Regions from separate parts of the Homo sapiens genome. Here regions 1, 2, 4 and 5 are each linked to region 3. The links are chromatin loops, found by intact Hi-C in ENCODE. Cell type or tissue: natural killer cell. All regions are shown on one strand. Each heading gives the region's core, and the rest is flanking DNA. Links, peaks and the distances in the headings are about the cores only.

Region 1 (6,050 bases), core at 513-5,512, 85 kb after region 3:
TTCTAATAGAGAATAAGGAGAAACTTGCTTCTCATTTGCCGACATGAGGTAAGTGTTATGTCTGAAAGTTCCAGAGATCACAGTTTATACATTGAAGAAAGGTAGTAAAAGGTTTGCGAAGACCTCCTTCCCCGTGGGAGAGGTGCCCTACTGTGCATGCCGGGAGTTGGCTGTGGGTCATGGGCACAGTACCCCTCACCCAAATGATTCTTCCCAACCATCAAGAAAGTAAACCCCAACTTGGGGCCCAGAAATATTCAGACAGTAGAAGAGTTCCACATTCAGACAGACGATAAAAGAAATATCTTCATATTGCCTAGCATTGAATTTGATAAGGAATAGAGGAACAGTATTGTCCTTCTGACCGGGCTCTGTCTCTTGCTGCCTAAAATTTTATTATCATTGCATTTAAAAAAATCAAAGTTCAGTCTTACTAGAATGGATAGAATGGGTAAGTGTAGCTTCTAGTTTGGTGAGTCCTTCACTGTTTCTTCCTACTAACCTCCCTAGCTCAGTCTGGCTAAGGGCAGGGCCTCCATGATGACCAGCAAAACTTCTCTCTGGTTAAGCTGAGCTTGGTTTGTTAAGCAACTATACCCAACATGTTTATATCAAAAGCACCTGTGTTTCTCAGTGTTTCTGGAATCCCAACTTAAGTGAGGCCGGAGCTAATGCTGTATTTCAGTAAATACCACATTAGATCACACTTTTAAGCAGCCATGTCAAACAATTGACTTAAATTGAAATTACTTTCAGCTAACACTTCCCCACAAATTGTTTTTACACATGCTGCTGCTAAACCACATGTCCACCGTCCTGTACTTAGGCAACTTTTTTTTTTTTTTGGTTTAGGCCCTCACATTTGTCCTTACTAATTTTATCATGTCAGTTGTGGCCTAATACTCCAGCCTACCAAGATATTTTTATATCTTGAGATTGTCACTCCTGTCCCTTCAAAAGTTTGTTCCATCTGAATATTTCACCATACAAATTTTCAATATCTTCATCTAAGATGTTGACAAGTTTTTGAAGAGCTCAGAGCCCCATTTTAGGCCTCCTGAGACCACCTTCTAGGTGGACCTGAGCTCACCAATCAGCCCCACTTAAATATTATAATTCACTTCATTGTTCTAGTATCTAGCCCACATTTTCCTATCTTATTCCCAAAGGTATTATGAGAGGCCTTTTTGGATAATGCATTACTGAAATCTGTAAAGAACCACACTTCTCTGACCCCTGTCAAAATAGAAAGTGGCATGACTATTCCTCCTATGAAAGCATCCTGTATGGAGGATCAGACCAAATGCTAAAACACTTTAGTAGGTTTACCTAAATACAGCTTGTCTTTCATATATCATGCCTTGACACTTCTTCTGCAAGACCAGTTTTTTCTGTAAGACTAATTGATATTGAGATTTCAATATATATAGAAATGGGACTAAATTTTATCCAAAGCTATTTTTGCCTCTATTTTGGGGGCATTCAAGTTAATTTCCCCCACTTACACTAAACTGTCAAATACTAGAATGTGGAAGCTTGAATATTAGAGATAAGTAAGTGCCCAGTTCCATTCCACCAGTTCACAGCCCTGTCTATCCCTCCATCCCACCCTCACCACCACCCTCCTAAAGCAAGATTATTAACACTGAACTGGACTGCTAAAACTTCTTCCTAGCATCTTTCAGGTGCTTTTGTGGCAGAGCCATTCTGCATGGAGCTGCCAGACCAAGTGTCATTCTTGCTTAGAACTCTTCAGAGCCTCCCCTCTGAGCTCCAAATTCAGTCCAAGTCCTCTCTTGGCTGCTTGCCTGATCAGAGGAGCCACTGCCTCCCCACTCAGACCCTATTCCACCTGGTGGACTTGTCACTCTTCCCTAAATGTCTTCCATGCCTCCCTGATGCCCATCTTTGCCCTGGCTTTTCCTGTGGCCAGGAATGTCTCAACCCTGCTCTAGATTTAGAAATCTTGCTTCTTTCTCAAACAACAAAATGTCTCTCCTCAATGGAGCCTTGACTGATCTCTCCATTGGAAGTGACTTCTTTTTCCACTAAGCTCCTGTTAGCACCCTACAACTTCCAACTGACAATTGTCTTGCATAGAATTATTTGTACACTTGTTTTATCAAAAGCTGCTCCAGTGGGCTGATAGCTTATTCATCTTTTTAATTCACCAAGGGCTGAGCATTTAGTAGAGAGGATGTATTTGTTGGATGGATCATGGGTAGATGGATAGATGGAGGAATGGATGGAGTTGAGGTTTAAGAGAGGATAAATAACTTGCCAAGATCACGAAGTTGGACTAATAGAATTAATAATAGACTCAGTTCCCAAATTCAGTATTAACATATTTGTCTAGCACCACTCCACATTCTCTTCCATGGTTTTGCTTTGAACTTTTGGTAGAAGCCTTAGTAATAAACATCCAGTTTTATAAAATAAAGTCTTATATTTGTTTATATTATAAATTTATTACTCCTTGATTTACATGCTTAGGAATATAAATCTGAGAAAAATACATGGTAGGATTTTCCTACCACATTCTAAAAGCTTAAGAAATATCTGAAGCTAAGCATGGTGGCTCATGCCTGTAATCCCAGCACTTTGAGAGGCCGAGGCAAGAGGGTTGCTTGAGCTCAGGAGTTCAACACCAGCCTGGGCAACATAGTGAGACCTTGTTTCTACCAAAAAAAAAGATTATTTACATGTGGTGGTGCACAACTGTAGTCCCAGGTACTGGGAGGCGTAGGTAGAAGGATAGCTTGAGCCCAGGAGGTTGAGGCTGCAGGGAGCTGTGATTGTGCCACTGCACTCCAGCCTAGATGACCGAGCAAGATGCTGTCTCAAAAAAAAAAAGAAAGAATTTGAATGGAGACACTGCCACTTCTGCACATCTGTCCTATATGATTTAAAATATCTCTGAATACCTTGAAAACACTGATCTTTTCAACTCTAAAACTCAGAATTCTCTTAATAAAATAGTATGCTGTAGTTATACTGTGTCAGCAGTTTTGGGGGGTTTTTGTTGTTAATTGTTTGTTGTTTTTGTGAGACATGGGCTAGGGATCTGATGTTAAAAATAGACATTAAGCCCCAGGACAAAATGGCCATTCTACCTAGAGACAGCAGTTCTGGCGTTCTGAGGCCACAGTGTAACATAAACATGATGTTGTCAACCTGAGCCAGGGCTGATTTGCCTCATTTGAATCTGAAAGGGAGCCCACATCCTTCCTGTTGCTACACAAAGATGCTGAAAAGAATTCACAGAGAAAACAAATGGACTAATGCGTGTTATGTTTCCCAGAAGTTCTGTCCCCAGTGCCCCCAAAATAGTAAAATAGTTGGGAATGAGGTTGAGCAAGAAAAGAATAAAGGAATAAAAGTATACAATGCCAAGGAAAGGCCAATAGAAACTATTCTTTTTGCTTTGCTTCTCTTGGTGTTTTTTTCCAGTGTGACTCTGTAGATAATGGCAAAGAGAAATGCAGGGTCATTTTTTCCATTTTCAAGTAAAACTTATTTTGCACAATAGACCCACTGAGGCTTGCACTCATTCATGTCTACGACTCCCATCTCTCCAGTCTCAACAAAAGTGAAGGTGGCCATTGTGTCCTTTCATTGTTCTGTGACTTTGCTGCCCCTTTCTTGCTTTTTAAAATAAGTTCCTTAGAAGTATGGAATGGCGGGAACGCATGCCCTTTGTTTCAGCAATTCAGTCAAAATTTCCCAACTTGCCTTCAATGTTAGTAAAAAAAAAAAAAAAAAAATGACATGAATTGTACTGGCATGAATCTAGGTGGTCTGGCCAACAAAGAAAGGAAAGGAGGGAAGAAAATGAGGAAAGGAGGAGAGAGGAAGAGCCTGCATCCCTAAAATTTCTTTTCTCAACAAATATTTACTTGGTTACCTCTATTACAGGCATTTATGGTCATTGTATTAATTCATTCTCACATTACTGTAAAGAAATACCTGAGACTGAGTAATTTATAAAGAAAAGAGGTATAATTGGCTCGTGGTTCTGCAGGTTGTACAGGAAGCATAGCGGCTTCTGCTTCCAGGGAGGCCTCCGGAAGCTTCCAATCATGGCGGAAGGCAAAGGGGAAGCGAGGCATCTCACATGGTGGGAGCAGGAGAGAGGGCTAGGAGAAAGGTGCTACCCACTTTTAAACAACCAGATCTCACAAGAACTCACTGTCATGAGGACAGTACCAAGGAGGATGGTGCTAAACCATTCATGAGAAACTACCCCCATGACCCAATTACCTCCCACCAGGCCTCACCTCCAAAGTTGGGGATTATAATTCGACATGAGATTTGGACGGAGACATACATGCAAACTGTATCGGTTATGTTGCAGAAAGTCAGAATGGAAGGAATCTGGAGCCAAGTACATAAAGGCAGGAGCTACTTCAAAACGGACATATATGTTAGTAGCAGTTGTACATGCTGTCACTCTTGGATCAGAAGTTAAAGATGTCAGACTTAAACTGGATGTAACAGGGAAATTCTACAGATGTGGGGATGCAAATTATGGGATTTTTTTTTTTTCCAGGAGAAATCATGCAGTCTTCCTAGAGGTCTCCATCATAAGCGAGTTTTCCATCATGTAGGTCATTTATCCCTGTCATTTCTTAATTCCATATTTGTTTCCACACACAGATTTTGAACATATATTTTGAACATATATTTATTTAAAATATTTGTTTTTATCTAGCATTGTGCTGAAAGTTTTACCCTATTATAATTGTGTTATCTACATTTAAGTTTTTTACCTTTTAAGGAAAAGAAAAAGGAGAAACTCTACAATCATGCAAAAAGTATATAATTTGCCTGGGAGATGCAGAATAACTTCTAGCAGATAATTACATGCTTTGAACATGAAAAGAAATAGGGTAGAACCTGAACTAAAAGAGGACCAGGTTCTGTTCTCCCTCCCTCAGGGGAGGATATTTTAGAATATTTTGTGTTCATGTTTTAATAAGCTTTTGTTGGATTATTAAGGTGCATTTAAGTTTTTCCATCTTAGAAGTATTCGGCTGGTGCAAAAGTAATTACCAATTACTAATATAATCTTGTCAAGTAAAACCCACTCATTGGGGTACATAGAGCAAGCATCCTCTTTTCCGTAGGGCAGCTCAGTCTGTGTATCATAAACATGATTATCATTGCCATTCAATTTTAGCTGTTGCTCCAGAGAGACTTAAAGGCATGTCACATGTGAGAGATCAGCAGGCAATATTTGGGGCTATGAATATTGAGCAAATATTAAGGTTTTTTTAAAGTTCACCTTCACTCATGATTTACCTGCCCTAAGGAATTTGCCACAGATTCCAAATGTCAGCACTAGAAGAAGTGTCCGAGATGATCTGGATGAACCATTATAGTGACTGAGGCCCAGGAAGAGTGAGTGGTTTACCTTAGGTAACCAGCAGGTCAGGGTAGAATGCATGTTTCTGTTCAGTCATTTTATTCACCTCCTAGGAAACATATTGCAGTGCAGTTGGTTTGCCACTTTTGATCAAATGCACCAAATCTTCAATTTGGATTAATCTTTTCAATTACTGAGTATACCGGTCCTTTCCCATAGACTTAGAACAAACTACAAATGCAGGCAACACAGGTAATTAATTTTAAATTACCGAGTAGCCACATTTAAAAAGCAAAAAGAAACACATGAAAGTAATGTTAATATTTTTAAATTTAAGACGACCTGTGTAAAATATTATCATTTCAACATGTAATCATATTTTAAAATTTATTAAACATTTTACATTCTTTTTTCATGCTGTCTTTGAAACCTGGTTATATGCTTTATACTTACATTACATCTCATCTTGAACCAGCCACATGTGGTTAGTGCTTGCTTACCCTATTAGCACAGGTCTATATGGATGAACAGGTCCAAGCTCTACACCAAACCACAGGCCCCTAACCCTTGAGATCAAAAATGTCTCTGAGTACTAGTTCCCATTTCTTTGAATTTTTGCTCTTGATACGCCATGCATGTCTCCTGAAAACCCAGAGAGGTGAGCAAGCATGAACTGCTATAAAAT
Region 2 (5,543 bases), core at 542-5,541, 69 kb after region 3:
AACTAGGACAGACCTGATTAGCTTGGGTCTCTTGTGATTGTTCTTCATACTCCCTAAGCTAAAGTTTTCAGTCTACAAGCAGTCACCATAATGCTTTACCCTGACCTGTCACCTTGTCACCCACAATGTTTCTTCCCATCTGAACCACCCCAGCTTCCCACCATCAGCCACATTTAACAAGTGAAGAAGTAAAGGTCTGAATCAGCACTGTCCAATAGAAACCAAAGTCAAGCAGCATGTACAATTTAAAGCTATCTAGAAGCCAGTTTAGAAGAAAGTAGAATGAAATGAGTAAAATTAAACTTTACATTTTATTTAACCCAATATATGTCCAAAATATTATCATTTACCATACAGTCAGTATGTTAAATTATTGAGATATTTTTGTACTAAGTCTTTGAAACTTCATATGTAGTTTACATTTACAGCGTATCTCAATTTGTACAAGCCACTTGAAATGTGCCCAGTGTGGCTACTGGCTATGGTGTTGGGCAGCACAGCAGTACAGAAGACATAGTCCAAGGTCACACCCAGCTATGTTCTTTAATTTAAATCTCAAGAGAAACTTGATCTGCTTTTTTGCCCTCCCCCCATCTAAAACCACATATTCCTGTCCTCTTTGTGCCATTCTCCCCCTCTCCAGCTAACTCTAATTACAGAGAGATGCTTGGTTTGGTCATAACTGCTAGCTCAGCAGTTTTCTACCAGCCCTGGCAGCTGGTGAGACCAACATACACTGCCTGTAAATGATAGTGTAAAGCATACTTTTAAACTTCTCCACAGCAGAGTTTCCATAATTTTCTTTCTCTTAGAAGTAATTCATTGGCATTTTTCAAAGCCAGGGTGTGTGTGTTTTTTTTTAATTCATTCTTTCTTAAAGTCCCATCTTAATCAATGGATTCATAAAATATTTACTAGCTAGTAATCTCCCCAGGACCACAGCAGAACAAGCAGGCCTTGTGTCTGTTTTTTATACCAGTTATACCTCTGTTTTGATTAACAGTGGTTAGGTTTCTTTTTTCCAACTAGTCAAATAGTCTCCCAATATGTCAGTCCCATTTTGAGTATTACTCACAATGAAATATCAGTAAAGGTTAGATTCCATTTCCACTAAATGTCAAGTCTCTGACCACTGACCCCACTACTTGAATTATTAGATTATAATCACAATCTCAGGGGAGAAAATGACAAAAGAATGGCGACAGACTCCTGGAGTTTGTTGTGATAGACTTTACTAAAATACAAACCCTTAGCTGTAAGAATTGAAATTCAAATAGGGAAAAGATTGTCCCATATTACTAATTAGAGGCCAGAACCCCACATCTTCCAACATTCTCAGTTAAGTGAAGGCTAGAGGAGATCATGTTTTTTGATATCTTTCAGTAACTGAAGGATGGCACTGCAAAGCCAGCCCTCTTGTAATACAAATGAATTTTCTTACATTCCCTTCAGTGCTGTATCCTTTGGATTTTGACTTGATGTCAACCTCACTATTCACAGATCCCCTAAAATCCACCATTTAAAAAACTTCAGGTGTGGGGTTGCATTTGGAATTAGAACAGTGTTGTTGTGAGTGGCTTGGTTTCTTCTCTTTCCCCACCATTTCCCTAGAGTAATACACACTTAGAGCCCCCAAATCACAATCCTTTTATCCCATGCTGATTCAAAGCCTTTTCATTTCTTTAAGTGGATATCTCATGTTCATTTCAAAATGTCATTTAGCAGCTGTATTTCTGCTAAATAACCAGAAATTATAGTTGACTCCAGCCAAGTGGCTGAGTACCTAGATTTTGTTTCCAAGTATGGTGCTGAGCAGAAATGTTTTGGTTTCATCCTCAATATTAATAGTTGACTGAGAGTGATGGATGGGCCTGGGGATGAGAAAAGGAAAGGAAATATAAAATATAGTGGCAGAGCATCATCTGCTTCAGGGACTCTTGACCTGGGGTTTTTACCAGAATTACCTGAGATGATATTAAAAATCCAGGTTCCCAGGCCCCACTGTCCCTCCATTCATTCGGAGTCCCGGAGAACAGGGCCCTGGCAAGTGTGTAGGAACCACCTGCTCTTACTCAATTGTATCCACTTATCAATACTTAGGGAGAATTTTACTGTATACAAATTACACCTCAATAAGCTTGTCCTGAAATCTGTTTGTACACATGCATATAAATTTTTGAAAGTTTTGACTTTCCCTACCATGAGGAGTATATTGACTGTCAAACGTTCTGGAGTCTGAAGACAAACTCACAGTTGAAACAATCATTCATTCACTCAGTAAACATGTAAGGAACAGTGCTGGGCATTGTTCCTAGTCTGGGAAAACAGAGATACATCCAGACACAGCATATACCTCGAAGGAGTTTGTTTAATGGATAAGAACCATATCCAACAATTATGCCACAGTGTGAAAAGTATATCTATAGAGCAAAAAGGGAGGAATCCCCAACAACCACATACACGCATGTGTGCACACACACATACATGCACATATTCCCACTTCCACCCCCCTGCTTTTTGAAGGTAGAAGAGATAGGCTGTGTTGTGAAAATTTTATAGAAAAGCCACAGCACGTGATTCCTGAGGTGTGAGTAGGCAAGGAAGTGAAAAGTGTGCTGCCTGTTTTTCAAAGGAGTAGCTCTCAGAATTTGATTCTAACGTCAAAAAAAAGTTTTTACACCCTCATTAGTTTTAAGGGGATTTTAACAACCCCTGATGTGATTCAGTTTGCTTATCCTGATCTATCTAGTCCCAGCACAGGTCTCAGTGCTGGCACACAGTAGGTGCCAGAATAGAAGTGATGCTTTTAGCAGTTTTGTCTCTCTTCTAACAAACCATTAGCCACAATTGTATCTTAGAGTACACACGTAATTTTCAAGATAGCACCTAAGGGCCAGGCAGGGTGACCCATGCCTGTAATCCCAGCACTTTGGGAGGCCAAGGTGGGTGGATCACAAGGTCAGGAGATCGAGACCATCCTGGCTGACATGGTGAAACCCCATCTCTACTAAAAATACAAAAAATTAGCTGGGTGTGGTGGTGCATGCCTGTAGTCCCAGCTACTCGGAGGCTGAGACAGGAGAATCACTTGAACCCGGGAGGCAGAGGTTGCAGTGAGCTGAGATTGCGCCACTGCACTCCAGCCTGGGCAACAGAGCGAGACTTCATCTAAAAGAAAAATAAAAAAATAGTGCCCAAGTTATCTTTGTAAGTATTGCTTCCAAAATACCAAAAATCTTTGCCCTTGAAGGAGAGCACATTTAAGAAAATGTGAATTATTCTACTGGCATGGTATGTTTTGATTTTTATATATTAAGGGAATTAACTCTTTCTTACCTGATTTTTACTCTTGTTTTTCAATATACCTGAAGTTTTAGAAGAGCAGCTATGTCAAAAGATCAAATGATCATAGCATGACTTACTTTGTCATTTAAAGGTAGACACAGAAAACAGCATTGTATTTTCCTGGATACTGGGTGATCTTGTTGGATTTGGGGAGCAGAGGTTATTTGAGAGCAGCTGTTTATATTGCATTAAAAATATAGTCGATGTTGGGGTGGCTGCTTACCTAGGACAACTATATCCCCTATATATTTTTGCAGCTTTATGTGTAAATTATGATCATTGGTTACTTTGATATTGTAGGACACAATAGGAGAATTCCCAACTTGACCCTTTGACTGTGTTGTGATAGGAAAAGACATTATATGATTTGGCTGTGTCATCACCCAGATCTCATCTTGAATTGTAGTTTCCATAATCCCCACATGTCATGGGAGGGACCCGGTGGGAAGTAATTGAATCTTAGGGGCAGTTACCCCCGTGCTGCTGTTTTCGTGATAGTAAGTGAGTTCTCACGAGATTTGATGGTTTTATAAGGGGCTTTTCCCTCTTTGCTTGGCAATTCTCCTTCCTGCCATCACGTGAGGAAGGATGTGATTGCTTCCCCTTCTGCCATGATTGTAAGTTTCCTGAGGCCTTCCCAGCCATGCTTAACTGTGAGTCAATTTAACCTCTGTCCTTCACAAATTATCCAGTCTCATGTATGTCTTTATTAGCAGTGTGAGAATGGACTAATATAGACAGCAAGAGCTGGTTTACATATGGCTTTGTTTAGAAGGCTGAATGATATTTCTAGAGGTGCCCTGTGCATTGGAAATTTTTTGTGGTTAATCTGCCTGCTTTCCAACCCTAAAAGCAATGTACATTCCAGGCTCTGTTAAGATAGCCATTCTGACTGGGAGGAAAATAGATGATGGTGTGGGAGGTGAGCTTGAGGTTAAATGGCAGGAAGGGCAGGGCATTAACTTTGCTACTGGGCATGTGCTTGCATCTGAGCTCCATTGCTGACCAGCTGTGGGGTCTTGGGCAAGTGACCACCCTGCTGTGACTCAACTTTCTCATGTCCAAAATGGTATTGTTTTGAGGATTAAAAGAGAAGAAGTGTGGTGCTGACATGATGCCTGACACTCATAAGTGCTTACTCTGTGTCATGTCTCTTCACTTTTCCCTTTTTACACATATATCAATCTTGTCATTCTCTTGTTTCAGAACTTCTCAAGGCTCCTGTTATTCCCCCAAGAAAGGCCTAAACACCTTAACCTGGCATCTGAGGCCTTTTATGATCTGTCTGTCCAACCCACCTCTTTAACACATCTAACTCTTTCACTTCAAATGTGATCCTGTAGCAAAACCAAACCATCTCTGTGCCCTTGGAGGGCTTTGAACACTCATTTTCTAACCTCTTGGGATGCCTTCCTGCTGTCGCTTAGAGTCTAAGTCTAATCTGCTGCAAGGATCTTTTTTTTTTTTTTTTAATTTCTAGTCAGTCTCTGCTTATCCAGCAAGGCTCATCTTAAGTGTCACTTCTTCCTAGTCCATCAGGCTAGAAAATTCACCTCTGTGTCCAGTACTGTGTCTTTTTCATCATAGGTGCTTAAAAATAACTGAAGTGTTATGAATAAGTCTTAGAACATATTCATAGATAACACACGCCAGAGAAATAGGTAAAGGTTCCTTCCAGGTGGGCATTTATGTCAGGGGAAAGGCCTGGGTGGCTTCAACAACAGAATCATATTTTCTCATAGTCTGGAGACTGAAAGTCCAAGTTCATGGTGCAGGCAGGGCCAGGGTCTGGTGAGCCTCCCTCCTCGTCTTGCAGATGGCCACTGTCTCTGGTGTCCCCACATGGCCTTTTTCTCTCTGCAAGTTCCCCTGCTGTCTCTTCCCCTTCCTATAAGAAGACCAGCCCTATTGGATCAGGGCCCTACCTCTTTGAACTTATTTTTCATCAACCTCCTTTAAGGCCCCCTTCTCCAAATACAGTTACATTGGGGGTTAGGGCTTCAACACATGCATTTGAGGGGACACAATTCAGTCCATCACACATAGGTATAAAAATTCTTCTGATCCTCTGAGAGTGTGTGTGCTCATGTGTGCACACACCCTGTGTGCAGGTCTCCTCTGTTACAAGCATTCGTTCCTGGCCTCATTCAGGAAACCCACAGGATAGCAAATGGCCTTGCTCCCTTGCGGTGGCCCAG
Region 3 (6,050 bases), core at 512-5,511:
TGGAGCAGAGATGGGACAAGCACTTATTACACTAGCCCACACCTTCCGCTTTGTTCCTGCAGACCCCCAAGCTGTCTCTGGTGATACAAGCCTCTAGGTCATCTTCCATTTGAGAGCCCTTCAGTACCTGAAAACCCAACCCCTGAAAAATCCTTTTTTCCTAGTCCAAGAGCCCTAGTTCTTATAACTTTCTTGCATTAGCTGGTGTCAGGAATCCCGTCATTCTGGTCACTTCCTCCTGGATACATTGCCTTTATATCACTGTCTTTTTGAAAACATGGCTCTTGGACATGAACACGGTACTTACAAGATGGTTTGACCAGTGTAGAGTAAGAGGTTACTATCAGGTCTCCTTAGGTGCACATTTTCTGCATCAGTATAGGCTATACTGATGCAGACCAATATTACATCTCTCATCGAGTCACTTTATCATATCTTCAGCTTGCATTGAGCTTATGTGTGATAAAAATCCTTAGGACTTCTTAAGTATGAATTGCTTTAAACTCATCTCCTTTCCCCATGCTACATAGGAGATCTGGATTTCTGTCAGTAGCTGGATGGTATAGCTTGGGATCCAGAATATAGACCAGATAGGGATCTAGAGAACAAACAGATCCATGAGCTGGGGCATGCTCATGGGAATGGTACCAGCAGCAGAGTAAACAGAAGGCAGTTTGGATAATCTGGTAAGACATAGTACAGAGGAAACTCTTCTATAGGTGGCTGTCTAGATGGACAGAAGTTTGGCAGCAGAAATGTATGGCTGGGCATGTCGTAGAGCCAGATGAGAGGCATGCAGATGTGCAGGGACTTCAGTTCAGAAGCTAATGCAAAGAGCTGAGTCCAAAAGAATGAGTTATAGAGTCAACTACTGAAATGAGGTAGGCCCCAAGACAGATACTTGAGCCCAGAGTAAAAGGAAGCCCCGGTCTGAAGTCAGAATCGTAAAATTGATATGATTCTGAATGTCTGTGGCTGAAAGCCATACCCACCCAGAGTCTGGAGACAGGATCACTGGCAGAACTTGTAAACAGGATGAGTTGTTTCCATTCAGTAAACAACTGAACGTGAGGCAAGTGATAACACCATCCTATCCACACATACCATAGATTATTTACAATTGAAAGCAAGATTTTATCTGTTAATTTGGAGAGGAAGATGGTGTTCTTTTGGTCAGTTGTGGCTGTCATTCTAACCTATTTAAGTCTTTTAAAATCTCTATTCTGTCGTCCAATTAATTAACTATCTCCTTTCAACTGTGAATTATTTGTGACTGCTATAAGCACATCTTGATGAAAACATTGACCAGGGACAAATGTGCAAAGCCCTGTTCCAAGGACCTCTCTCCAGGTCAGTGTTGTTCTTCTGTGATGTTAGTGTCTTTGGGTATGGCCATTCAGTCACTGAGGCCACTAAAGTGAATTATCACTTGGACCAGGGTTTCCCATCTTGCTTGGATATGTTTTTGAGTGACTATCAGGTGCTTTGCTGACATCAAGGTATTCTGCATTTGTGATCTGTCATAATAGTCTTGTGAAACTGCCCTGAGATGGAGCAGTACCATGGGAAGGGAAAGTTGGTAGGGTGCTTAGTCAGTCACTACTGTGAGTGGAGAGGTCCCTGGATGTCCTCATTGATGTTAGTAGGTTTAAATCTTGAGTCCCACTTCCTGTAACATACCCAAATATTAGCCCATGGGTGATTTTTTTAAAGGAGGGACTGGAATCTTGCATTCAGATGAGGAGTACTAATCTTACTAGGGTAATGAGGGTTAAGTGTTCACCTCTACTAAAGACTGATCCTCCTTTGTGGGTATGTGTGGTCTGTGGAGAGCAGCTCCCACTGTTGGGTGAGCATGATGGCTTTTCGGAAGATCTAGGGGCGTTCATTAAGTTGTGAAATGTGTCACTACTGAATACAGTCAGAGTGTAAAGTGAAAGAAAGTGAGATGCTGCGTGGATCAGTGATGATAACAGAAGGGATAAAACAGCAATTTGTGCATTTGCATAGTCCCTCCAGATAAGGCTGCCATGAGAAAGTGAGATGGTTTCAGGGTGGAACATGAGGCAGCGTCGTGTGGTGGAAAGTATGTGAGCCTTGGGGGCTTGAGGAAGTCCTGACCGTCTCACCAAAGAGCTAGGCCACGGGAGAAGCTGACAGTCATCAAGAGTAAGGTGCAACTGTGAAGAGTGTCTGAAGTGGAGGCACAAAGTGCCGTGAAATCCCCAACAGGAGTTAGATGAAGAGATGCCAGTGAGGGGAGAAAATCATCATCATTTACCAACTTCTACTTGTTGTACCCCCTTTCTTTGGTCAGTACTGGCCATGGATGGACTAACTCCCAACTTTGACGTCGAGTGGATTCATACACAGGGTAGAAGAATGGCAAGAGGGAAGGCACCTGTCCGTATTGTTTTTTCTGTTGCTGTGTGTCAACATAGATAATGCTACGGTAATTGAAGACAAAACCTTTGTGTCGGGGGAGGATTTTGTCCATCTTTAGAATATTCTAAAGAGTAGGAGTAGGGGAAATGTAATTTAAAAAAAAAGCAAAACTGAAGTACCTGCCACTTTCCCCATTCTACTGTTACCAGATGAGGGAAAAAACATTTTTTTCTTTTACAAGAGAGTTTGATGTACATCAAAGTGCCGCTTACCGCAAAAAAGTAAATTTGATAATGAGAAAAAGTTTAAACAGCCCTTAGGTATTGAAAATAAAGTAACTTATAAAACCCACTCGTAAAGTTTAGAAGTCGTTATGGTGACCGCAGTGAGGTGCTAGGTGTGGGAAGGCCTCACTGGTAAAGTGTCAGGAGTGTTTTTTTTATATATGGCCCATGAACTGGTAGGACAAAAAACTTTTGACAGTTATCATAATATTTATTCTGTTTTCTTATATTTGGTATTAATAAATATTGGCTAACTAGCCAATCATATATCTTTACAGTATTCCATTTTTACAGTGGCCAAGAAAATATAATTAGGCTTTTGTGTTTTCTAGATGATACTGTTTAATAACAACAACAAATACTATATAATGTTCTTGGCTCATTTCAGAACCAACAGAGCAAAATGTGTCCGTTCAGAAAAAAGCATTTGTTGTTTTTCTTTGTTTCTTTTTTGAGACACAATCTCACTTTGTCAACCAGGCTGGAGTGCAGTGACACAGTCACGGTTCACTGCAGCCTCAACCTCCTGGGCGATCCTCCCACCTCAGCCTCCCTAGCAGCTGGGACTACAGGTGCCTGCTACAGCGCCTGGCTAATATTTTTTATTATTTTTGTAGAAACAGTGTCTCCCTATGTTGCCCAGGCTGGTCTTGAACTCCTGGGCTCAATTCATCCTCCCACCTTGACCTTCGAAAGATCTGAGATTACAGACATGAACCACCGCGCACAGCCTAGCATTTGTTTTGTTGTTGTTGTTGTTGTTGTTGGAAATATAATTTAAAAATTTTTCTTTTGGGGGCTAAAGCCCAAATCAGTTAATATCTGAGGCCTATTTGCATGTAAATATTAGGCAACCATCATTCACTGGATGTTTAACCCATGAGTATCACTCCATATCTCAGCTGAGATTCGAGATAGTGAATGACAGGTTTTCATATTTTCCGTCATATCGCCATCTCCTATGATCATTGAGAGCGTTCTTCACCCACATTGGAGGAATTGGCCACCTCAGATGCCTTTCTCTGAAGGCCTACTGTGTTTTCTCTTTCCTCACAACCAGGTCCCTGAGACCAGTTCTTGTCACCTTTCACTTTGGAATCACCTTCACTCACCTGGCATTTCAGAGTTGTCTTTCAGTTTCTCTGTTTCTTGCTGAACTCAGAATCCTGCATGGAGGGTATCCATTCAGCCTGGCCCTTTAACTGTACCAGTGTCTTGCTCCTCGTGGAGCCAAAGTTTGCTTTACAGTATGCCACCACCTGCAGAAACCTGTCCTTACTTTTCTTGTTTTTGTTTTTCACATTCATCCTGTGGGATATGATGAGGTTTCTCTTCCAATAATCTGATCAATCTTTTGTTCTTTAATTCATAGAACCCCTCCCCCCACACACTTTTCTCCTTTTTCTCCTTTTTTCCTTTTTGCCTTTGTTAGATGCCCAGGCACGCCACAGTACCAGGCGTTATCAGTACCAGCTCACATTCCTTTCCTTATTTGGAAAGAGGACTAACTTTCTAGCTCATTACAGACACCCCTTCCCCTTCCCCTCCACTTTCTTTTACGTGCCCACCTTATCTAAAAAAAAATCAAATGTTTAGCCAACTGGGATTAGTTTAGATTGTATGAACCGACCCTGGCCAATGGGGAAAGGGTACAGGGGCAGGACTTGCTTCAGGAATAAAGGCTCTCATGACCCTTTGTTCAGGTGTGTTCTCATGGCGACTGGCCAAGGAGGCACCCCTCTGCGCAGAAGTAAAATTGCTTTGCTAAGAATTCTTTGTTCGAGTGTTCAATTTCCTTAGGATTTTGAGCATTATTCCTAACAATCCTTCACTTTAGTATCACTTTAGTATTTCAGTGATCAAATGAAAATAGGGTCATTAAAGTGAAAATGGAGATTTGCTATTTTGTTTTCATGTTACAATGCAGATGGTGTGAAACATTTTTTAAGAAAAACCAAATTACCTAGATTCAGATCTTTAGGACAGTAGTTACAGTTTCTCTGGTTGTTATAGGTAATCTACTAAATAGTTGAGAAAAATTGAAATGAAAAAACAGCTGAATTCACTTGCCTTTGAATTAACTTACCAATTTTAATTTTTGAGTAGGAAATAAGAAAAGCTTTTAGAATAAACATTCCTGAAATAGAATAAATCCAATAAAAATTCCTATTTTGTCTAAATTCAGGCCATGGTACCAAGACCAGGAACTCCTAACTGTGGGTGAAGCAGAAAAATAAACTCTGAGTTTACTCTTAAAATGGGGATAGGGGAAGGTGGAGAATTATGCCAAGTTGAGAGTCTGGGTGTCTGAGAGATGGGTAGGTCTGGGATTATTCTATAGGAATGAGGAAGGAAGAAGGGGTGGTTTGGGGAAGTCAGTAGTAGTGAGGTACCACTCAGTAGTAATTGGGGCAGCAGTAATACAACTGATAAACTTTTGTGAACAGGAGGCAACCCTGGGGTTGGCTTGTGGGTGGGAGACCTAGGCCAGCACTGCCGCCTGCAGCTCCTGAGTACAACTCAGCAAAAGGTGTCTGCACTCTGGGCAGACAGATTAGAAATGGGCACTCCTTGCACGTTCCCTTGCAGCAAGGTTGGCACCACCTTCTGTACATCCCTGCTGGGTTTCACCTTCCCATCAGCAGTAGCCTGGATAAACGCAGGTGAGTCCTTGTAGAGAACAGAGGTCATCAATGTTGAGTCTTCTGTTTGATTGGAGCTGGGAGGCAGAAGGAGCAAGTGCTCCAACTAAGACGAGTCCAAGCCCAAGGCCCTACAGAGGGTCAGAGTACTGGGAAGGAGGCACTGAGGAAGGTGGGCCCAGGGCTCAGGGTAACATAAGAATTTTTTTTAATATGAGGCATACAAAGGAATAGGTGTGTGTATGTGTATCCACACTCACTCACACATCTACATTGTGTGTGTGTGAGAGAGAAATAAACAATCCTCTTACTCATCCTGCAGCTTGGAAGCCCCTGTGAGTTCACTCTCCACACCCTTCTCCTTCAATGGAACCAGTATTCTAAATTTCATGTTTATCATTTCCTTGCTTTTCTCTGTAAGTTTGTTTCCCTAAACAATTTATTGCTAACTTTTATTTACCTTGGGACTATATATAAATGGTCTTCTTCTACCATTTGCTTATTTCCATCAACATTTGTTAAGATTCATTCAACATTTTTAAGATTCATTCCTACTGATGCATGAAGCATCATGCATCAAATTTATTTATCTTCACTGCTGTCTGGTCCACTCATTGTATGAGTGGAAGACCACTTTATCCCTTCTCTCAAGAACAGTTGGGACATTTCCAGTTTTGCTATTTAAATAGTGTGCTATGAACATTCTTGAATGTGCATCCTGCTGCAGTTTTTCTAGAAT
Region 4 (6,050 bases), core at 569-5,568, 100 kb after region 3:
GTACTTGCTCCTAACAGACTGAAAATTCTGCCAGTAGCATCACTTTATGTTGGAATTGCAATATAGAAATGGAGGATGACAGTTCATGATGGGTGTTGTGTTGTTTAGGTTGAAAATGAGTGAGAGTTTTGTCACCTGGCCTAGCAGGAAAGTAAAAATGCTCTGGTACCAAAGAAAAAATTATTTGTTTATTTGTTTTTTTATGGGAAAATAGTCAAAATTAAGGAAAATTTGAGGCCATTAGTGATATTGTGAAGTGTATATTTGGTCACTGTTTTCTGGCAAACAGCTCCTAAAATCCTTGGAATCTCCAAAGTAGTAAACGTCTAGAGGATGGGGACTGGTCATGGGAAAGAGAGGATTAGAGGGTTGGGACTTTGAGCCTTATCTCCCAGTCTTTGGGGAGAGAAAAGGGGACTGAAGGTTAAGTTGATCACCAGTGGCCAGTGATTTAATCAATCATGCTTATGTAATGAGGCCTCCATAAAAAGTCAAGAGGACAGAGTTTGGAGAGCTTCTAGATAGCTGAACATGTGCAGGTTCCTGGAGGGTGGCAGGGCACAGAAGCCGTGGACGCTCCACGCCCTTTCCTTCATACCTCACCCTGTGTATCTCTTCATCTGTATCCTTTAAAACATCCTTTATAATGAAGTAGTAAACATAACTGTTTCCCTGGGTTCTGTGAGCTGCTGTAGCAAATGAGTCAAACCCAAGGAGGGGGTTGTGGAGATCCCGATTTATAGCCGGTGGGTTAGAAGCACATACCACAACCTGGGGCCTGTGACTCATGTCTTAAGTGGGGAGCAGTTTTGTGAAACTAAGCCCTCAACCTGTAGGATCTGACACTATCTCTAGGTAGATATTGGCACCAAATTGAATTGAACTGGAGAACAGCCAGCTGTGTCCACTGCAAAATTGCTTGCTTGCTTGCTTGATATGTGGGGAAACAAAACCCACACATCTGGTGTCAGAAGCATGTTGTAAGAGTAGAGGAGAAACTAAGTTTGTTTATTCCTCTGTCCACACCATTATTTTAAAGAGTCGAGTGTTTGAGGCACAAAACAAATAGTGACAAGAATGGATGATTAACCAGCAACCATGTTAGAACAGAAACAGATTTCAAACAGTTGAGATAGTTAAGAAAAACAAAGTTAGGGAACAGTTTAGTGGGTTTGGAAAAGTAGAAATGGTATAAATAATCAGTCTCTTCTATAAGAGTTATGCAGATCCACTAATTGTTAGCAGTATTTTTATTTTAGCAGTGAACCTATATAGAAAATACAAGTCTTAAGAGAGAAGCAAGATGGCTAGAAAATGATGAAGGGACTTAGAGGGGAGTGCATTTAGTGCGTCCAGATTAAGGAATAAACCTGGTGGAACGGTGAATACTCAGAATGTGTAGGCTGGTTGTACACAGGACCATTTTGTTTCACTTGGGCTGGAAATCAGCATGTCGAGTCAGCTTTTGTCACAAAGAATTATGGCAGAGCTGTTTCCTGGGCTTATTTCATGTGTGTACCATCATTACTTGCTGGGTCAGTTTGGGTTGTATTGAGCCAGAACTGGGGCAGGGCATGAAGCCACCCTTGGGCCATCATTACCTGGAATCTTCTAAGGCAGCTCCATCGGAGCTCTCAGGGACAGGCCAGTTCTGCTTAGTGCTGGGACAAAGTGCTTCTGCCAGAGCTGCCGATTGATGACTCTTGCTGGTGGATGAGCAAGAGTTTACATCCTCTGACTGTTCTAAGCCTGTATATGTGAGTAGAGCTGTCATTGCTGAAAAAATAAGCTGCCTTCTAGCCCAAAGAATGTGTTAATATTATATTTTTTATGCAAAACTGAAGTGTAACTGCCACTTCTGCATCATGATAAAGACATTCGTATTTGACTTGACAGAGCAAACCCCTCCACAGCTGGAGGAGAACAGTGGTGATCCCCTGTGACCTCACATTCATCTGCACCTCTAACCCTAGCCACTCCTTCAGGATCCTCTTGTGACACCGGTCTGTTGTTGGATTCTACTTGTTACATGCCCTTTTCAGTGGGCATTCCTGTCTTTCTTCTGATGACCTGCATTGCAGATGTCTATCTGTGGTGTTACCTGTCCTCATCATGTTTAGGCAGCCACTTACACAACTGTGCAAGCCTATTTCTCACTCCTACCAGCCCCAAAAGATATGAAGTGTTTTGTGTGCCAGGGCTCTCAGATAATGTCACTTATATAGTTCCAAAGTAGATCACCTCTGCAGCCATTTATGGTTTCAGATCTTTATTCTCACATGTAACAAAAGCTACGGCTTTGCCACAGTTGGGGATGATTTGTGAGGTATGAATTATGAATAGACAGGTAGCTAGAATGGATAGAGTCATTGGTCCACTTAGGAAGTCATAGCTTACTTAGATACCTCCCTGTCCAGCCACTTGCATGCAGTCTCTTTCTACCCTTGCCTTCTTGATCTGGCACCCCCCCATGCTTCTCTTTTCTCCCCAGCTTCAGTATGTGTCTATCAAGACCCAGTTTCACTCCTGCTTAATACTGGATAAGTATCAGTTGTATAATGTGCAAATGCTTTTGCTTATAGGTCTCAGATTTAGCCAGATCTGGGTTAAAATGCAGTTAAACCTAGCACTGAGGCCTTAGGCAAATAACTTTACCTCCCTTCATTGATGATGATGATAATACCCAGCACAGGATGTTGATGGATCAAAGGTCATTTGCATATTGCACCTAGGAAAGCTTTAGGCACCATAGTGAGGGCTCAGTAGAATGGACTCATAGTTGTTTAAGATTTGGCTTCTGACTGCTTCTCAAGCTCAGCCACTTACCCAGCTACACATTTCAATCCCATTAAACTATAAGCTCCTTTTGAGCAGGGAGCCTGTCTTCTTCAGCCTTAGCACCCAAAGCCTCGAAATATGCTTGGCACATATTTGAATGCTCCATAAATATGGCCATAAATCAAATAAGCCGTAAGAACACTTACGGTTCTTTGAGGGTATCATGGTGTTCCACACCTCTGTGCCCTCAGATATGCTATTCCCTTGCCTGCAGTGCCCATCTCCTCCCTGCCTGGGCTAATATCCAGTCACTTTCTCAATTGCTGACCTGGATGAATTAGAACTCCCTCTGTGTCCCCTCTCCAACCTGAGTCCCTCGATTTACTTGTCTGTCTCCCTCTTAAGTATATATTAGCTCCCTGAGGACAGAGGCCATGTGTACTTGACTTTATACCGGCAGCCCTTAGCACAGTGCCTGTCACATAAAGGGGATCAAAATATGCTTGTTGAATAAAGGCTAGAGCTGGGGCTGAATATAAATAAAAGGGTATGTGCAGAGAAACAAAAATGCAAAGGAAATGAAACAGTTGAAAACTGGTGATTTGTTACTATGGTGATTTCGGAGTAACTTTTGTTTGGGGTAGGGGGGGTCGTTTCTTCATTCTTGTTATTGTTTTCTTCTAACTTCATCTCCAGCAGCTCAGAAGGAGAACAGCTGTACCTAGCAACCCTGTAGGGTAGAGCCAGAGAGAAGTGGAGCCTCCCTGTGATGAGGGAGGAGGGTCAAGACCACAGCATGTCATGAATGCCAGAGTTGGTTGAGCCAGATCATAAGTTGTTCTTCATTTTAGCAACAAAGGAAAGTGGAGGACATAGGTCTTCTGAAAACTGTAGTAAGAAAGAGTACTTTAAACCATAGGGCAAAAAATTAAATAAAAACTGTAGGACACAGCAATGCCTAGCTCTTCTCACATCATTAAAACTCTCATAATGTACCTTCTCAAGGCTCTGGCACAGCAGGGGTCATCTGAGCATTTAGAGCCAAACCTGAGCACTTGGTCAGGTCATTCCATGAGTCCTCATAATTCCTGAGGTTCAGCTGAGGGCCAAGAGCTGCCTGTCTGTCTGTGGACTCAGTGGTTCTGCTCAATGTGTGCAAAAGGTCTTTGGGCTCCTTCAGCATTGGTGTGAACCCTGGAGGGCTCCTTGTTGAAGCTCACATTTTTTTGTTTGTTTGTTTGTTTGTTTTTTGTTTGTTTGAGACAGGGTCTCACTCTGTCACCCAGGCTGGAGTGTAGTAGCACGAACATGGCTCATTGCAACTTCAATATCCCGGGCTCAAGTGATCCTCCCGCCCCAGCCCCCCAAGTAACTGAGACTACAGGCACATACCACCATGCCTGGCTAATGTTTGTATATTTGTAGAGATGGGGTTTCTCCATGTTGCCCAGGCTGGTCTCCAATTCCTGGCTTCAAGTATTCCGCCCACCTCAGCCTCCCAAAGTGCTGGGATTACAGGCATGAGCCACCGTGCCTGGCTTGGAAGCCCACTTTGCTCCACTGATGAGGGAACTGGACTTCAGAACTTCAGAGTGACACGCTTTGTGCCACGGGGCTACTCAGCAGCCTGGTTCCAGGCTAATGCACTGATGAGGAAACTGGGCTCCAGAACTTCAGAGTGACACGCTCTGTACCACAGGGCTACTCAGCAACCTGGTTCTGGGCTAATGCACTGATGAGGAAACTGGGCTCCAGAACTTCAGAGTGATACGCTCTGTGCCACAGGGCTACTCAGCATCCTGGTTCTGGGCTAATGCACTGCTTACAGACCTTCTCTAAAACAGAAGACTTAATTCCAGACTAAGATGTCCCGGAGACTTGGGAACAAATGCTAAGCTGGACTTAGAAAATGGCTAGGAGCAGAGCACGCTTCTCAAAAAACAGCATGGTGTAGTAGGTAGAAGATGCAAGCGTATTAGATCTAGATTCATGTCCAGGTCCCACGGCCTGAGTAACTCTGGGAAAGTTACTCCAATTCTGTGGGCCCAAGGTTCCTTGACTGTAAAATATACTTGTAAGGTTGCTCTGAGGATTAAATGAGATAGCATATGTAAAAGGTCAAGCAGAAAATAAGTTCTCAAAAAGTGGTAGGCATTGTTATTGTTACTGTTGTTGTTATCCTACTAACTTGCCTTAATTCAAGTTTAACTGTTTGTGTCAAAGGTAATCAGAAGTTCTTATTGGTTCTCGGGAGTGGGGAGACACGTGGCCCACACAGCCACCCTTTGACCTCTGTATTAGATTCACTTCCTCCGTGTGTTGCTGCAGACTCCCTGTTATAACAAAGATCCCACTGCATGCCCTCCCCCATCTCCTCCCAAAGAAGCAGTGGCCCACACAAGATCAATATTCATGCCTCTCGTGTTGGGGTCAGTGGTGGGTGCTTTCGGGTAGACGAGCAGCTGTGCTCCGTGAAGCTGTCCGGGGCCCAGGTTCCTTCCATCCTGTGGTCCTGCTGTTCCCTGTTGGGTTGCCATTGTCTGTCTGTTGAAGCCAGTTCACCAGCACCACACCCACTTCCCAGCCCACAGGAAGCAGGAAGGAAAGTGGAGGACGACCAGCTCCCTTTTGAAGGATTCAGGAGTTGAATATATTATACCCAGTCACAAGGAGTTGACTAGAATTAAGTGATCTGGCCACACCTAGCTGCAAGAGAGTCTGAGAATGCAGTCTTCAGCTGCAAAGCCAGAGGCTCACTAAAGCTATTATGATGGAGGAGGGTGGGGTGGATTTGGTGGGACAGCGAGGGGATAGCAGGCAGCCTGCACACCCTTCACCTGCCTTCACCCGCCTTCACCCTCCACCGCTCGCTTACTTTCAGTGACGTGGATTTGGGCTGCAAGATTGCCAAGGCCGTGTCCCTTTAGACCCAGGGCAACCCTGCCTGATACCAGAATCCTGCAAGCACCTAGGAAAAAGGGAAGATTAACTGCTGTGCCATTTTTAAGGAGTGAACTTAAGGTTTAATCACTCTGTAGGACAACAGTATAAAAAAACATTGTATTCTCTACCTCATTCATAGGCCAAGTGAAAAGTCACTATTAAATTGCTTCACCATAACTTTTACAAGCAGTAGTGTTCGCAGAATGTATGCTGGTATGTAAACCCAGTGTTACCTTTTTTGGATTTGTTAAGAAAAATCTGACTGGGTTTCCATCAGGTGTTAAGTAGGTCATCCACAAGTGGTCTAGCCCATGTAGCACATGTTCCTC
Region 5 (6,050 bases), core at 425-5,424, 120 kb after region 3:
GGCTTCATTTTTAAATTGTTTTTAAAGAAGGGAATCTGGTCATGGAGTGTTAAATAAGAATAGGCATGACCTTACGGGCACCCACATTTTTGTTTTAAGCCAATCTCTTTTCTTACCTTTCAAAGAAATCTAAGGAAAGAAGGAAAGTTGCCAAATGAGCCTAGCTTTGCATGGTCAGACCTCTGAATGCTAACTCTCCTGAGGAAAGTCCCACTTGGGATGGGGCAGAAAGACAAGCCCCACTCTTCTCTGTGGTCCTTGAATAGTGCCATGACACATTTCTTCCCTTGGAACTACCTACACAGCAAATTGGCAGCTTGGTAAAAAAGGTGGACTCTGGCCGGGTGCAGTAGCTCATGCCTGTAATCCCAGCACTTTGGAAGGCTGAGGTGGGTGGATCACTTGAGCGCAGGAGTTTGAGACCATCCTGGCCAACATGGCGAAACCCCGTCTCTACTAAAAAATACAAAAAATTAGCCAGGCGTGGTGGTGGGCGCCTGTAATCCCAGCTACTCGGGAGGCTGAGGCAGGAGAAGTGCTTAAACCCGGGAGGCGGAGGCTGCAGTGAGCCGAGATCACGCCATTGCACTCCAGCTTGGGCAACAAGAGTGAATCTCCATCTCAAAAGAAAAAAAAAAAAGTGGGCTCCCTGTCATTTCTGTAGGTCATAGCAGGCACTCTGAAGTGCAGAGAGACCAGAATGAAAAGGCAGACTGCAGGGAACTACTATTAGTTATCAACTGCTGTATAACAAATTGCCACAAAACTTAGCAGCTTAAAACAAAACACATTTAATTTCTTTTTTTTTTCAATTTCAGATGTTTTTTATTCAGAGGTTCTTAAAAGAAATAAAACAGAAAAGCTAACAGTCTGATCAAACATACAGCTCAAAAATGTCTTTTGACGTTTAACAACAAGTCCTAGGAAAGAAAACTACAGAGTTATCTTGAATGGGGTAAATAAGTTACCACTGGCAAGTCTGTGGCACTAGTAAAACAAAAATAAAAAATTAAATCTCGGCCAGGCGCAGTGGCTTACACCTGTAATCCCAGCACTTTGGGAGGCTGAGGCAGGCAGATCACGATGTCAGGAGTTCAAGACCAGCCTGCCCAACATGGTGAAACCCCGTCTCTACTAAAAATACAAAAAATTAGCTGGGCATGGTGGCAGGCACCTGTAATCTCAGCTACTCGGGAGGCTGAGGCAGGAGAATCACTTGAACCCGGGAGGCGGAGGTTGCAGTGAGCTGAGATTATGCCACTGCACTCCAGCCTGGGCGACAAGAGTGAAACTCCATCTCAAAAAAAAAAAAAAAAAATTAACTCTCTTGATCATATAGATATCTCTATATCTCTTTTTTTCAATCGGGTACAAAAGATCTTTCTTCATAATTTTTTTTATAATTTAATGGCTATCTACTATATGATGTTTAACTAATTTTTTTTTTAATATACAGAGGTTATGTTTCCCAAATCTTACCCAGACGAGTATGGCACTTAGTTAGACATTTCTGGCAACAGATTTCCCCTCCCCTCTAACCAAACTATCAAATTTCTGCCTTAACTAATGCAGAAGTATCAACTAGTGGGAGACCCAGGTTTATAACTGTACTAGGTACACAGAGGGTGCTGCGTTCAGCCTGGGCTTTCACAAAGCAGTAATATTCCAGGGAGCATAGAACCAGTGATACCGTGACTTTTAAAAAATAAAACAAAAACAAATTTATCTTATGACTATGTAATTTTCACTAGAATCTACACTTCTCAGAGCAGCCAGGACTTTGGAAACTATGAAATGTCACTGACATTTATCATCAAATACAAGCATAAAATGTAAGAACTAAAAAATACTCAAAAGAAATAACTGCTTAGCCCTAGCTTCTGAGCTAGGAGGATTTGGGCTGTGGAAACAGGGAGGGCCAGCAACCTGTCCCAGCACAAAAGAAAATAGACTCTGAGGTAGATAACTGATCATACACAGCTGACCAGACAAGTACACAGTTTTGGAAGGCAACTTAATTTACCATTGCTTTTAAGACATATGCAATTGCCTTAATAAAAGAGCTTTAATAACAGTGTATTATCTTATATGTACTAAAATAGAAATAACTGTGTATTTATGAATCAGGAATTTCATAGTTTCAAAACTGGTTTTCTTTACACTTGAACACTTGTAGTGATGACATAAAGTGTGGCACCGCTTGGATCCAAATCTTCCTTCATGCTTTTTTGTTTATGTGTGTCCATACATCAATTAAAATTATAAAACCTAAATTTACAGTTTCTGTGGGTCAGGAATCTGCGAATGGTCAGTTCGGTCCTTCAGAATCTCTCACAGGCTGTAATCAAGGTACGTTGGCTGGGCTATAGTCATCTCACAGTTTAGCTGAGAATGATCTGCTTCCAAACTCATGTAGTGCTGGCAGGATTCGGTGCCTCGCTGGCTGTTGGCCAGAGGCCACCCTCAGTTCTTGGTCACATGGGCCTCACCAGCATGGCGCCTTGCTTCATCAAAGTACACAAGCTGAAGTGGCAATAGAGAGAGTCTGCTAGAAAGACGGAAGTCACCATCTTTTGAAGCCTAGTCACTTAAGGGACTGCACATTCTGTTGAGTAGAAGCAAGTCGTTAGATCCAGCCCACACTCAAGGGGAGGGGCTTGCACGAGACTGAATACTAGGAGGCAGGAGTCACTGGGGACTATGCTAGAATTATGCCTGTTGGGTTGGGCACAGTAGGTCACACCTATAATCCCAGCACTTTGGGAGGCCAAGCCAGGGGGATCACTTGCACCCAGGAATTCGAGACCAGCCTGGGCAACATAGTGAGACCCCCGTCTCTATTTGAAAAAAAAAAAAGAATTATGCCTAATTATATGGAGGAAATCCTAGGCCAAATGACACTGGATATTCTCTGCTGCTGCTAGCAAACTTCTGTAAACCAGGAAGGGCCTCTCTAGAGAGCCAGATGAGAGGACATAGGGTGGGTGTGAGGAAGAGTGAGTGCTACAAGACAGTGTGAGGAGAGGTGAGTTCAAGGTAGGGGGAGGACAAGGGAGAGGGTTCCATTTTCAGCAGTGGGGCGAGCAGCACAAAACTGCAAAATGAACTGCAGATGCCAAGGGCAGTACATCCTCTAATTGGGGTGAATATTACAGAAACGGTCTTCTCTAAATTTCCCCAAGCTGCAGGAGGCATTTCCTATTACGTTCTATGTTACTGTTTTACCAGGAGAAAGGGTGGTGCATTTTACCCAGAAACTAACATAGGCTCCAAGTGGAGGAGAAGATACGACCAGCAAAGGATGTCAGTAACTGCTGCAGAGCCCTGCAAACCTGAACCCTGACGCTGACGCTGCCCTTTTGTTTGGGATGCAATTTTAATATTTCCCTGCTCCTCAGCCCTCATTAAAAGCTATTACAGAAAGAAGCCCTTCAGGTCTAGGTTTCTTTCAGATACAGTAAGGCTTCCCCTACAAAGACCAAGGCATAAACACAGCCCTGTGACTGTGGTTTTGACACGTTAATTACAACACTTCATCATGTTATTAGTGCTGGCTAGATGTAGATTGTGAGAATGAGATTTTAGTGAAGATTTAATTTCTTGGAATTAATTTCCCCTTGTGTAATAATCTCCCTTCTTGTGAATTTCGTTTCGGCAGGAGTGACACTCTTTGTGGCCCTTTATGACTATGAAGCACGGACAGAAGATGACCTGAGTTTTCACAAAGGAGAAAAATTTCAAATATTGAACAGCTCGTAAGTTTGGAGAGGGAGGAGAAGCATGTATACCTTTCAGGTTGGGAAGGGGTCTTGCATTTCTGGTCTGCATCTCTTCAGATGTCTGAAATGCTAAAAGAACATTTGCTAAATTCACTGGTTTACAACAATATACTTTGAGAAAAAGAAGAGTCAGTGACACAGTGCAGTATTTTATGGCACTGTGTGTCCAAGGAGATTTTTGGAGAGTACCAAAAATACTAGCACAGTCCATGTTTATTGGTTTTGGTTTAGGTTTAAAGGTTGTAAAATCACCAGCATCGCTCTCCACAGCCCTGAGTGTTTCTACAAACCTACAGTTTCAAGTGATTGGCACAAGCCTTGGCTACCCACGTTTCGTGCTCTCTGCCTTGAGATTTTCTTCACATTTCAGATGTTACACTAGCTAAGCCCTCACTTGAGGCTTGCAACAAGTTCTTTATTTTATAAACTGCTAAACATTTCTTTGGTGAAGCCTGTGGAGGCGTTTCCCTATAACAAAAATTTGGGAGTGACTGGAATCTTTTGGAGCTAGAAGAAGTGATTTTACCCACTCTTGAATGAATATGCTGCATGGTTGTTTAATGTTGGCCAGGAGGAACAACAGTTAAACAAGCAGTGGGGAGATTTCAAGAGTGAGGATCACTCACTTTTCAAATCCTACATTCAGTACCTCCATAAGAAGAGTAAACACGGGTCAGATTTTCTTAGGGTTTATAAATACTGCCTCTATTAGATTGAGGCAGTGTATGTGGATGAGGCCCTTCAGAAAAAAATCTAGGTTCTGAAGAAAGTGTGGGGGGGTGGGGTTCCACATCAGCAAGCCAGGCATCTCCAGCGTCCCTATGAGTGCTCCCGGTGGTTGGGAAAGAATGCCACCCAGGGGCTGAGGGGCACACCAGGAAGTTCTTCTATGCCACCAAGTCTGGTTGCTTCTCCTCTGCTCTCTGAGCAAATCAGATTCCATGTTGGCAGAAGGACTTGGAGCCAGGCTCCTCAGCTTTCCCAGAAGGATATGCCAGAGGGAGTAAGAGGCAGCCCTGGTCACACTGCACATCCCAGGAAAGAGGAGTGCTGATTGCCACAGGGACCTCCTTCAGGCCTGAAAACTGCCTCCTTGGAAAGCCCACCCTTTTCTTGAATGCCCCCTGGCTCACAGAACCATGCAGTGAGAATATGCCGCCTTTCAACAGCAAGAACTGAATACTGCCATAAAGGGCCAACGACTCTCTTCGAGACATCAGAAGGCACAGTCTACATAGCCACAGGGTTTTCAAACATATATTAGGATTGTCATCATTAACAAAGGTGTGGGGTGGTGTTTTTTTAACTTTTTGTTGGAACACATGCAGAAAAGTGCACGTATCAAAAGTGTACACAGTGATGTTGCACAACAGTGTGAACGTACTTACTGCCGCTCAACTGTACACTTAAAAATGATTAAAATGATAAATTTTATGTTGCCTATATTTTACCACAATTTTCAAAAAGTATACAGTTTGCTGAATTTTCACAAGCTGAACATGCCTGTGTGGCCACCAGCCAGGTCAAGAAGAGTGTTACCTGCCCCCCAGGAGTCCTCCTCCTGTAGCCACAGGAAGTTTTTAAAAAATAATAAACAGCTACCATTCATTGAAGGCTCCTGATGTACCAGCCATGAGCTAAGTTACAAACATTCTCATGCATTCTTCCACTACTGTCTGAGGTATGCATCGACGTCATCGTTTGATATCTGAGGAGCCAGAGGCCCAGATTAGGAAACTGCCCCAGAGCACAGAGCTGGCAGGTGGCAGAGCCCAGGGCGAGGTGCAGGGAGGCATCCTGAGAACAGTGTCAGGTTTGATCTGGGAAAGGCCCAGATACTTTATCAAAGGGGATGGGAACCTTCAAGTGACAGGAAGCTTTGGAGAGTTGACTGGGGCTGGGGAGGAGGGGATTGGGCTTTGATCTCTCTGGGTATACCTCCTTGCTGTTATTTTGCTGCTTGTTGGAGTCCATTAACTTTGAATTCTGAAATCCTCCGCCCCTTAGCCTCCCCTACATGCCAAGGTTGATTAGAAATTTCAAGACTATTTGTAAACTTTCAACTGCAAGAACCAAGGAATAGTAAGAGTGCAGACCCAGCTCTCAGGAGGCTTTGTCCACACTGCACGTGCGTCTGTGCATTACGCTGGAGGGCGTTGGAAAGTCAGTCCCTGCCAGTGTCAGTCCCATGGCTTCTTCCTTTGTTAATCTGGAAACGATCTGCAGTGTCACCAAATTGAAATTTTAGAGAAACACTTAAGGAGGATCCAA

The links. A loop is a pair of places that touch in the nucleus more often than their neighbours do. Peaks named below come from ENCODE experiments on the same cell type or tissue, not always from the same donor. Only the 100,000 strongest peaks of a DNase experiment are listed, where the experiment ranks them.
Region 1: a loop joins it to region 3, with 2.5 times the contacts of the local background. A loop is called at or near these places in 7 of 110 quality-filtered maps.
Region 2: a loop joins it to region 3, with 3 times the contacts of the local background. A loop is called at or near these places in 7 of 110 quality-filtered maps.
Region 4: it touches region 3 in a loop (2.3-fold over the local background); 4 of 110 quality-filtered maps call a loop at or near these places.
Region 5: a loop joins it to region 3, with 3 times the contacts of the local background. A loop is called at or near these places in 6 of 110 quality-filtered maps.

Annotation. Positions count from the first base shown.
Region 1 is chr6:111,748,432-111,754,481 of GRCh38, reverse strand. The region is part of intron 3 of FYN (FYN proto-oncogene, Src family tyrosine kinase); the gene reads left to right. Among named protein-coding and RNA genes, the nearest start is that of FYN, 120 kb to the left of the region's middle. RefSeq lists an enhancer at 2,942-3,514. In natural killer cell, for the core only: no CTCF peak of the experiment used is centred there; DNase peaks (open chromatin) are centred at 703, 2,765, 3,171 and 4,166; H3K27ac peaks cover 5,000 bases.
Region 2 is chr6:111,765,048-111,770,590 of GRCh38, reverse strand. The region is part of intron 3 of FYN (FYN proto-oncogene, Src family tyrosine kinase); the gene reads left to right. Among named protein-coding and RNA genes, the nearest start is that of FYN, 110 kb to the left of the region's middle. RefSeq lists an enhancer at 5,506-5,543. In natural killer cell, for the core only: no CTCF peak of the experiment used is centred there; DNase peaks (open chromatin) are centred at 2,560 and 4,704; H3K27ac peaks cover 5,000 bases.
Region 3 is chr6:111,833,834-111,839,883 of GRCh38, reverse strand. The region is part of intron 2 of FYN (FYN proto-oncogene, Src family tyrosine kinase); the gene reads left to right. Among named protein-coding and RNA genes, the nearest start is that of FYN, 37 kb to the left of the region's middle. RefSeq lists an enhancer at 1,873-1,962. In natural killer cell, for the core only: no CTCF peak of the experiment used is centred there; DNase peaks (open chromatin) are centred at 1,893, 1,963, 2,703, 5,158 and 1 weaker place; H3K27ac peaks cover 4,202 bases.
Region 4 is chr6:111,732,074-111,738,123 of GRCh38, reverse strand. The region is part of intron 3 of FYN (FYN proto-oncogene, Src family tyrosine kinase); the gene reads left to right. Among named protein-coding and RNA genes, the nearest start is that of TRAF3IP2, 130 kb to the right of the region's middle. RefSeq lists an enhancer at 5,836-6,050. In natural killer cell, for the core only: no CTCF peak of the experiment used is centred there; DNase peaks (open chromatin) are centred at 753, 2,740 and 3,453; H3K27ac peaks cover 5,000 bases.
Region 5 is chr6:111,712,052-111,718,101 of GRCh38, reverse strand. It overlaps FYN (FYN proto-oncogene, Src family tyrosine kinase), which reads left to right. Exons shown (of 14, transcript NM_002037.5): 5 at 3,659-3,755. Among named protein-coding and RNA genes, the nearest start is that of TRAF3IP2, 110 kb to the right of the region's middle. In natural killer cell, for the core only: no CTCF peak of the experiment used is centred there; DNase peaks (open chromatin) are centred at 2,501 and 3,491; H3K27ac peaks cover 3,341 bases.